Linked DNA regions of Mus musculus: region 1 is linked to region 2. Evidence: chromatin contacts called from ENCODE Hi-C data. All regions are on one chromosome and are shown on one strand. The core of a region is the stretch at or near the end of the contact, and the rest is flanking DNA. Distances in the headings are between cores, read along the strand shown.

Region 1 (4,870 bases), core at 913-3,412, 550 kb after region 2:
TTGAAAAAAAAGATAGTATTCAACTGTAATTTTTGAGCAAATTGTTTAAAAATACACAGCAATCAACTAATGGTGACTTTTAATAATATTTAAATGTAACCACACTAAGTTAAAATTAATTATAAACTTTCATTAAAAACTCTAGGGTTTATATTACAATGCAACCTAACTATTTACTTGAGGGCAATTGTTGCAGGGATAATTAGTTGTAGTAAGCCAGACAAGAAAACATCATTAGGATAAAGGAACAGTAATGGAAGCAAGCTCTTCCACTGCAGCCAGTCAGCTGATCTTCACCTGCACGGAATATCCCAGAACTCTTCTGGTTCTACTCCTGCAACACTACCTTTTCAAGGGAAGAGACCCTCCTCGGGGCTTTTCATTGTATGCTTCTCAGAGCTTCCACGTGAACTTATACCCTGAGGAAAACCCCACACTGGCACAGAGCAAGTGTCCCTTAAAAAATGTTTACTGGCCGGGTGTGGTGGCGCACACCTTTAATCCCAGCACTCGGGAGGCAGAGGCAGGCGGATTTCTGAGTTCGAGGCCAGCCTGGTCTACAGAGTGAGTTCCAGGACAGCCAGGACTATACAGAGAAACCTTGTCTCGAAAAACAAAACACACACACACACACACACACAAAAAAAATGTTTACTGAGTAAGCGAATCATCTTTAGACACCCGTTGAAAAGCACCCGTTCCACAGAATAAGGCTTACGTGTGGCCCATTGCAAGAACTAAGTTGGCCAAGTCTGGGCTATGCACAAAATGTGATTCAAAGAAATGACCACAGCGGCTGATGTTCACAGCGATGGTTAGTAAGCTTCCTTTATGGTCAGTACCTACTAGGACACCAAGCTAGTCACATGGGTTGCGCTTTGGCTACCTCAAAGGTGTCCTTCCCTAAAGAAAGGTGTCCCTTAAGAATTTCCATGGCATGGAAAAGCCTAAAGTTAAGCTTTGATTAAGGATTATAGTTAAAAATACAACAATCGGCAGGGCATGGGGGCTCACTCCTTTAATCATAGCTCTCAGGTGCCAGAGGCAGGAGGACCTCGGTGCGTCATTTCTTCTACGCTGATTTTATCCTGAAATAGTTATTCGCAGGCAAATACTTAATCATGCAGGGCTTTTTTTTTTTTTTTTTTTTTTTTTTTTTTTTTTTTTTTTTGCCTAAGAGCCTCTAGGTTCTCAAGTTTAAGCACCTTGATCTGGGTGACCAAACAAGATAAATAAGCCTTATTTCCAAATTCCTAAACACTGAAGACTATGACTGAGAGTCAAGATGCAAATATGCTGATTCTTGGTGGGTGAGGATGACCCTGGAATGCTGGAGTTCAGCGAGGCTGTGCTGGAGGTCTGAAGTCACTGACTGTCATTTCCAAAGCAGGTGGTTGAAAGGTTAGGTGCACAGCTGAGCGGGCTTGAGAGCAGCCGGCTGCATCGCCCAGACGTGCGCTTTGGGAAGCCTAGGTGCATGCAGAGATGACTGAGCAAAGATGATTTTTTTTTTTTTTTGAGAGAGAGAGAGACAGAGAAGTAGGGTGGGGGGTAGAAGCTCAAGAAAGAAGTAGGGAATCTTGGGGCCAAGTAGGAAAGCAGATACAACTTTGGCAAACCATAAAGTGGGGGTAGGGTGGGAGGACGGGAGGCAAGAAGAGAAAGCTTGGGGAGTGGGGGGGTGGTGAGAACCGGAGCCCAGACAATGACACGCATGACTGAGACACGCTGCGGGTAGCTGGGCTGTAGGGGAGCACCGGGGAGGACGAGGGCCGTCGGAGCCCAGTGGGCAGGGTAGGTGTGGACGTGGCACCGGGGGTCCCTGGGCCAGCAGCGGGAAGCTCCGGCGGGAGTCGGGTGCGGAGTGGCAAGGCAGGTGGCTCCGACCGGGCGCCCGAGGAGTTGCCGGGGCTCTAGCAGAGTGGACTTTCAGAAACTCATGCCCCCGCCGTCTTACCCTAGATCTTCCAACGACTCCAAGATGTCAGTCTCCATGAGGTCACACTCCATGCTACTGTGGTATTCAAATTTCCGAGTCGTCAGGCTGCCCTCTCGCCGGCAACGCGTACCCTAGCGCATGCGCTCCTTCCCCGGAACTTCCAAGTCGACAGCTGGCGCCTCAGTCCCCGTATTGCGCATGCCCCGAGCGTGCGCAAGCAGTTTGGTTCCGCCCACTGCCCCCACCTCACCGGCCGAGGAAAAAAAAATGGCCGGGTGTGCGCGTGCCCAGTATGGGGTAGTGAAGCTAGCTGCCCTAAGAAGGGCAGGAAGGCAGGTGGCGTGGCACCGAGGCTGGGAGACTCAGAGACTCAGCCAGGGGGCGCGGAGCTCTTGGAATGCGCATGTGCACAGCTTGGGGCGAGGCAGGCGCGGGAGGAGCAGAAGCAGGATCCAGCCTGGGATTGTAGAGTGACAGCTGTGGTATTGAAGATGCGTGTCCTCCTTTCACCTGCGAGTCACCACAGAAGGGCAAATTTGTGCGTTCCCAGCCACAGCCCAGGGCGGGGTTAGACGGGTCAAAAACAATGAAAGCCAGGAAAATGCCATTTGATTTTTCTTCAGTGTAGCCTCTGGAGTCCACGGTTAGAGAAGTGGCTTTCCTCAGTATGGATGCTTCAGAAAGTTTCTCCAGGGAAAGTTTTTTTTTTTTTTTTTGTCCCTGTCCTCTTGAGTCTGCCCCAGACACCACGCATTTTGTTTTAACGGGAAAGGGCATAACTCCATATCGAATACAATAGGGTATATTTGATTACATGCAGTTTAGACAATGGATCAACTTTTTGTCTCCGTTGACTTTTTTTTTTTTTTTTTTAATACAGGGTTTTATAGAGCCATGGATGGCCTGGAACTCACTATGCAGACCAGGCTGGCTGTGAACTCACAGAGCTCCACCTACCTTTGCCTTCCCAGTGCTGAGATTAAAGGCATCTGCTACCATGCTCAGTGTTGTCATTACTTTTGGCCACCCATGCTTGGGTGTAGCTTTCTATTATGAAAGAACTGTTGAATAAGGAGGAAATCGTTTTCAAAGAGATGATGTAGTTAGAAAATCATATTTATCTATGAATTGCCATGTTGTTATATTGTGTAGTCATTTGGTTTTAAACTTATTCTTACGTTTTATTTTGTAGTTTCCACTTTCATGTCTAATGGATAAGCATTCTCTGTCAGTAGTAATTCATGGTTTAGTTATTTATTTTGTGTAACATGGGTTGGGAGAAGGTTATGCACTAACTGTTCTAGTGACTATCCTCTTGACCCATGAGCGACCTGGCTTCTCCAAGAAAGCTCCCCTAAAGTTAAATATTCTTCAAGGTGTATTCATTGATTCTAATTTCCTGATTGGGAAAAGTTGCAAATCCAGAGCCAAGGTTCTGTCAGACTGTCATTAGTCCCCTTAAGAGCCCACCCTGGCCCATCCTGTGTGACCTAACCTCATTTTGGCTATCAGGTAAAACTTTTGGGATGTGTAAACATCCAAATTAGCTTCTGCCTACTCAAAGCCACAAGTGTCATCAGATAACAGCTAAGTTCTCTCCACATCACTGTAAACTTCTCACCTGCTGTCCCCACCAATATATCTGAAGAAATAATCCCTTGACTTATGAGTTGGTATTGTGTAACTATACAGACAGTGGAACCAGTTCTGTGTTGGCACATGTTATGTGGGGCAGTCTGAGTCTGTACCTGGGTCATGGTCACTCATATTTGGATCAAGAAAAAAAAGTATTTTGCATCAACATATTATTGTATAGGGTTATAATGCTGTATGAACATTGTTTGCATTATATAGATGAGCAACCTGAAGCACCGTGTCTTTCTGATCCTTAGCATTCGTAAACAATTAGTGCATTCTGAAACTTGAGTGTATTTGCATCCATACACTTACTTGATTGTTCAGACAAGGATTAAAAGCAGAATGGGAAAAGATAGGGAAATTAATTATCTGATTTTTTTATGCCTGTATATATTGTACATAATTTTAATAAAATGATTCTTTATCATGGAAATGTTGAATGTGCTAAAAACAGTAACAATGAAAGGTTGTTTTTTAATAGAAAAGGTTTTATTCCTAACTCAGACCCCCAGCCTTGTTACACAAGACTATTTTAAACGCTGACATTTAATTTTTAAGAAAATCAAGCAAAGTCAAAGGTTATCATTAGAAACATGATGTACTGTCAGTCACAGTTTCAAATGTTGCCATTTTTTTTAACTTTTGTAACTCAACAAAGGATTCCAGAAACAATCTGTGGTCTGGTTTTTATAAACACCTTTATGCAGACATGAGTATCCTACCTTATTAAGTATGAATTTTATAAACATATTACTCTAACAGTGTAGCTGAGGATTATTTCAGCATCCCTCAGCTTCTCCAAAAAAGATTTACAATAGTGTGGTAGAACTTGTACAGCTCTTTCCAGGATCACAACTCTGTGAGTTGCAGGTGTGTAAGCCCACTTATCTCCTTGTGTTTGCAGACTCTTCAGGTGATCTACTGTGTCAGAAATCTCCACTTCTGACTAGAGAGTCAGTCAATCAGTATAAACCCAAAGACTTTGTATCTGGCATCTTGACCAACCCAATGAGGACTCACAGAGCCCCACAGTGGCACACACTTCATTTCTGAACAGTAGACTAAAGGCTTCAAGCAGACAAATGCTGGTTCATGCCACGTCCAGGCTTGCTTTGGGTTGCACTTTTTGGAACTGAGCCTTTTTTTTTTTTTGGGCCACCTTGGTGCATATGAATCCCAGTTATAATGTAATGTAGCCATTCATGGTCTTGACCACCAGTCTTACTGAGCCAGGGAGAGAATGAGAAGTTCCTGTGGAGTTCAGACAGCTGATGATGTCAGCCAGGGACCCTG
Region 2 (5,582 bases), core at 1,685-4,184:
CTCTCTCTCTCTCTTTCTCTCTCTCTCTCCCTTCCTTCCTTCCTTCCTTTCACAGGGTTTCTCTGTGTAGTCCTGGCTGTCCTGGAACTCACGCTGTAGACCAGGCTGGCCTTGAACTCAGAGATCTGCCTGCCTCTGCCTCCCAAGTGCTGGGATGAAAGGCGTGCATGACCACTGCCCAGCTGCCTTGTACATTTTCAGTGGTAGAAAACATTTGTAATTTTTATGGTGTGTGCACGGTATATGTAAGTGGTATGTATGTATGTATGTATGTGTGTATGTATGTATGTATGTGTGTTGTGTGTTCATGCTTGCCTTTATGTTTGTGTGAAGGCCAGAGGAGGACACTGAATGCCCTGTGTGATCATTTCTGCCTAGTCCCTTGAGGCAGGGTCTTTCATTGCACCAGGAGCTAGGCTGATAAGAGCAAGTCCCTGTATTCTTCTGTTTTCCTTCCCCTACAGTGCTAGAGTTATGAGCTTCTGTGACCATGTGGTCTGCTACTATGTGGGTGATGGGGATTTGAACTTAGATCTTTATGGTTGCACACCAGGTGCTCTTACTTTCTGAGCTGTTTCACAGAAAACACTTCTCTATAGAGCCATAGATCAGAGTAAAAACCAGTCTTACTGCAAACTCAGCGATTACAAGCAGAACCTCAGATTCTCTAGAAACTGAGATCCAGGCAGGTGGAATGACTCGCTCAAAGTAAAGTAGCAAGGCTAGGCCCCCAGGGTCTGCTTCCAGCTGTGCTCTCTGTAGACAGCTGCTTCTGTCCTGGAAGCAGTGTTGATATATGCCATTCCCCCATCCTGGACCTGGGAGACACTTGTCAGGAAGACTCACCCAGCACTGAAGACTAGTAAAGACTTCTTGTTGATGCTGCTGCCTGGGTCATTTCCCTTGTCTATTCTCCTCTGCCCTTCCCATCCCATGGCCTCTCTTATCAAAGTGCACTCAGCCTCGCCTCCTGCTTCCTTCCACTGCTCCCTGTCCACTGCAACAACTGCTTAGAAAAATCCCTATATGACACCTAGAATCTTCATCGGGGCAGGTTTGACTTGCAGCTAGGAAACATTCTCTGTTACGAATTGTCCACAAGATGACAAAGAATTATGGGCTAAACTAGGTTCTAGGACCATGGAAATCAAGCAGTGCCTTGTGAGATTTCTGTTATTTTTCTCTAAGCATTACTTAATTCAGCTGCTTAGCTTCTTTAATGCTTTATTTAGATCTTGTTTCCTCAACCAGATAGGTTTCCTTTACACAAAGGCTTTGTGCCCCAGGATACTTTGTAGCTCTAGATAGATACAAAGATGCTGTGTATCTGCTGGTCTTTTGCACAGCGGGCATTTGGTAGGCATTTGTTCCCTTGTACTTTTGCATCTAGAACTCAAAGTTGCAGACTTGGGACAGTGTCTTGACCCTTCTTTTCATCTGGTTCACTTTAACCCAGCTCTAAGGTTGGACTGGAGTTATCCTGTTCAGGGCTGGGAGGGGCTTTTCACCCAGTTTGTGTGTGTGTGTGTGTGTGTGTGTTGAGAAAGCAGAGCTTCTGAGAGGAAAGGTGAAGTGTCCGTGGCCTGTAGCCATTAGTGATCATTTTATCTGGAGCCCTGGTCTCCTCCCCGCGACCAGAGCTATTTCTTTGATGGTAGTGACTCTCTCAGACAGTGCTCCTTCTGGAAGCCTGTGTTCAGGCTGCTGGCCTCCAGGCCCACTTCCCTCAGAGCAAACGCTCACCAGTATTTCTGTAATGTGCAGAGAAAAGTAGGTGACTAGATTAGTCCTCAGCTTGGAATGATTTTTCCCACTATCAGTATTTCTGAAATTATTCTCACTTGCTATCAGTTGTCCTAAGCGGATGCAGGGAAAACCCTCAAACAAAGAACAATCAAAATTACTAATATGTGAGAAAACCCAAGCCTGGGAAAAGACCCTTTTTAATTCACTTAAAAATATTTATTTATTTTATGTGTGTCACTGCTTTGTCTGAATATGTGTATGGGCGCCTGAATGTCAGAAGAGAGCATCAAACCTCCTGGAACTGGAATTTTGGATGGTTGGGAATCTAATCCAGGTCCCCTGAAAGAGCAGCCAGTGCACTTAACCACTGAATTATTGCTCCAGTCCCGGGCCTTTAAAAAATTGTTTTAAAAAATATACAGTTATTATCATGGACTTTTGATTGCAGTCATGTAAAAACAGCATTCATTCTGTTGACATTGTCTTAATTCAGATGTTAGCAGTAAAGACGTCATTTCCTGGTTTTCTTCAAACTCTGTTTTGCACGAGAGAGAGAGAGAGAGAGAGAGAGAGAGAGAGAGAGAGAGAGAGAGAGAGAGAAATTCCTAAATGCTCCATTCCACTCCACTGCAAGGACCACCGGCAGGGCAGCCTCTGCGATTTTCTTCATCTACACGGGCGCCCCCTGCTGCCCATCCCGCATTCTTGACCCTCCAATGTCAGGAGCAGGGTACCACAAAGTCTTCCGGAGGTTGCAGTCCTAAAGAAAACCTTCCTTCAGACTAATAGAGCTAATCACTTTCCAATGGACAGCTCACGCTACCTCGGATAGCCTTTTCTGGGACCGGACCTAGTGTTTTAATCCAACTTCTGCAGACAGTATCCGAGCAAACTCGAGTAAAAGTGCCTGCGCTTCCAAACTGTATTACTCGAATCCTTTCCGGCTGCTAGAAGGAAAGGGCCGTTCCCTCACCTTGCTGAGCCCTTTGTCTTTTCCTGGCGCTGGGGAGCGGGAATCCCTGTCCACCCGACCCATAGCCCCAATATCTGGATGCGGAGGGTGGCGGCTCATTCTCCGGCTCATCTCGAGCTTTCCCCAATTAGGATTTGCTGCCTGACGTCACGTCTGCTGCAGATTGGCTGTTCAGATCTGACACAGGGCTCCACCGGGGAGAAGAAACTTTTAAAAGACTTTGCAGCCGGGGCTGCCTCTGAGCGTCCAGCGCTCACGGTCGTCCTTGCTCACCCTCGCGGGGTTGGCGCCCGTAGCACCCCAGCCGCACCCGGCGACACCTCGTCTGAGCCAGGGGACCCTCACCTTGAGCAGCTCGCGCCCCTCCCCTCCTCTCCACCCCAACTCCCGCCCCCTGCTCGCCTCCACTCCCGGCTGGGGTCCGCTGCCGCTCAGCCGCCCGCAAAGCTCCCTCCCCTGCGGCCACCCAGTTGGTCTCCACCCCGCGGCGCACGGGCTCTCCGCAGAGTCCTTGGGGATACCGAGGGAGCGCGCCGGGGCAGGACGAGCCGCGCGGCCGGAGACTGCCCGCGATGGCGGGAGCCTGGCTCAGGTGGGGTCTCCTGCTCTGGGCAGGGCTGCTAGCGTGGTCTGCGCACGGCCGGGTGCGGAGGATCACGTACGTGGTGCGCCCGGGCCCGGGACTGCCGGCCGGAGCCTTGCCTCTGGCTGGGCCCCCGCGGACCTTCAACGTCGCACTGGACGCCAGGTACAGCCGGAGCTCAACAGCCGCCTCCAGCCGCGCCTTGGCTGGGCCCCCAGCCGAGCGGACCCGGCGCACCAGCCAGCCCGGCGGCGCGGCCCTGCCGGGGCTCCGATCTCCGCTGCCACCCGAGCCCGCGCGTCCGGGGGGGCCCAGCCGGCAGCTCCACTCTAAGGCGGGTGCTCAGACCGCGGTCACTCGCTTCGCCAAACATGGCAGGCAAGTCGTGCGCTCCCAAGTGCAGCAGGACGCTCAGAGCGCCGGGGGCTCCAGACTGCAGGTTCAGCAGAAGCAGCAGCTGCAGGGGTAAGCCCACGCTCTGCCTGCCTCGCGCGCCGGGACCCGCCGAGGCCCGGGAACCGTCTCCTCCCCGCCGGAGGCGCTGCGGGAAGGGGTGGGCACGGGGGAAGCCCGCTCACTTTTTACTGGTGTTTAACTCTCAGTGCATTGTTACCCAGCTGCGGGGGAAACACAAAAGGCATTTATTTCTTCCCCGGGGCGTAACCTCCTGTGCGCAAACCCTTCTGCTCCTAGACTATGGGCGTAAACATGAAGTCACTACAGCTTAATCCCAAGGCATCAATTAAACTTCTTGCAACTCGGTTTTTTATTTTGGTTTACCTAATGAAAAAGGGATTGTGAGTGAAAGCTGGCTCTAAAGACCCAGCTCTCCTTGAGCATCCCAGAAATTGTATACTTGGGTTTCCTGGCACCTGTGGGTCCTAAATTGGTAAGGGGCTGGGGGTGAGACTCCACGTGAACAGCAGTAGGAATTAAAGTTTGTTATTCGGTGCTGGTAAGTATCCCCACTGAACGGCTTTAACCCCATTAATCACAAGTTAGGATGGGGGCGACTTAATTTGGACATACGCCCCCCCCCCCCCCCCGCAGGGATGGATTCTCGGGGTGATCTCACTCTTTTGGCAGCACGGGGGAGGGGGAGGGGCTGGGGGATACTACTCTCTGAAGCAAAGTGGGCCCAGAGAATATGAAGAATACATTTGACTCTGTTTTAATTTGGAGTTTAAGAGACAACTGTTTGTTTGGATTTTAAGACTCCATGCTTGTTTATGCACATCCCTTAGTTCCTCCATCCTTCCCAGGTGAATGGTCCCTGACCCTTCCACTTGAGCAACTTTGGGTGGAGCATCCTGGGCACACTTTGGAGCTCTCTCTCTAATCGAGAGGAATGTGTAAGCAAGAGATTGGCTTTTCAGGAACACTCTGAAAGCTTGAGTTCACTGCGCTGGACTCAGAGGTCTCGCTTTGTTTCAGGATCAACGTCTGTGGAGGGCAGTGCTGCCACGGGTGGAGTAAACCTCCTGGCTCCCAGAGGTGCACCAAACGTAAGTCACTGTACTCACAGCGGGCCTTGCACAGTGGACCAGGTGGGGCTGTGTGTGTGTGTGGGGGGGGGGTGGAGTGGGAGGAAGAGGGTCAGGTTGGGTTAGGGAGGTTCTACAGAGGCCTCTTGAAGAGGCAGGCACTGCCCCTGGGAAGGTGAAGTCTGAAATAGAGTACACCTGCAGCCTGTATAACCATCTAGGAAGGACTGGAGTATGTTTGTCCTTCAGGGTTATGGTATCCAGCATGCCCCTGCACTCAACCCCGATGCTTATGCCTGTCTCACTTGGGGGGGAAAAATCCCACTTGAGCATAGGCTGTGTGCCAAAACAAAATACGATTCATTTTATCGTGTTTGCACCAACGAATAAAAAGCATTCGTTGACATGATGGCAAAGGCGGAATGGGAAGTAGAGAATTCTTTCCTGGAATAAGACAGGAATAGTTGCACACTGGGGATCGAACTTAAGGCTACCTAGGTGCTGAGCAAGCTCTCCACCAATGAGCTATTCATACTCCTGGACCAGTACACACAGCCCTGTCCCCTCCTGGAATTACAGACCTAAGCTAACCAGGTCCGATATTAAAAGTATATAAAGCTTCCTGAGAAGAGCCTCAAGCACCCTCCATCCTTGAAGCCCAGTTATTTTTTTCCAGAATCCTCCTGCACTTGGGGTTTCCCTACTTCATATACATGCTTAACAGTATTTTTAAAAAATACTAATCACACATAAAGATATAAGAACACCGAAGTATTTAATTAGGTATTTTCTTCAT

What was found. A loop is a pair of places that touch in the nucleus more often than their neighbours do.
Region 1: a map of heart shows a loop between it and region 2 (2.7-fold over the local background). The contact joins the promoter of Fam98a here to the promoter of Ltbp1 in region 2. A Hi-C loop is called at or near these places in 8 of 37 maps with a recorded cell type or tissue (heart and left cerebral cortex).

The regions. Positions count from the first base shown.
Region 1 is chr17:75,549,784-75,554,653 of GRCm38, forward strand. Fam98a (family with sequence similarity 98, member A) reads right to left here and starts at 2,163. Exons shown (of 8, transcript NM_133747.2): 1 at 1,958-2,163. The coding sequence starts at 2,010.
Region 2 is chr17:75,002,595-75,008,176 of GRCm38, forward strand. Ltbp1 (latent transforming growth factor beta binding protein 1) reads left to right here and starts at 2,935. Exons shown (of 34, transcript NM_019919.4): 1 at 2,935-3,767; 2 at 4,737-4,807. The coding sequence starts at 3,292.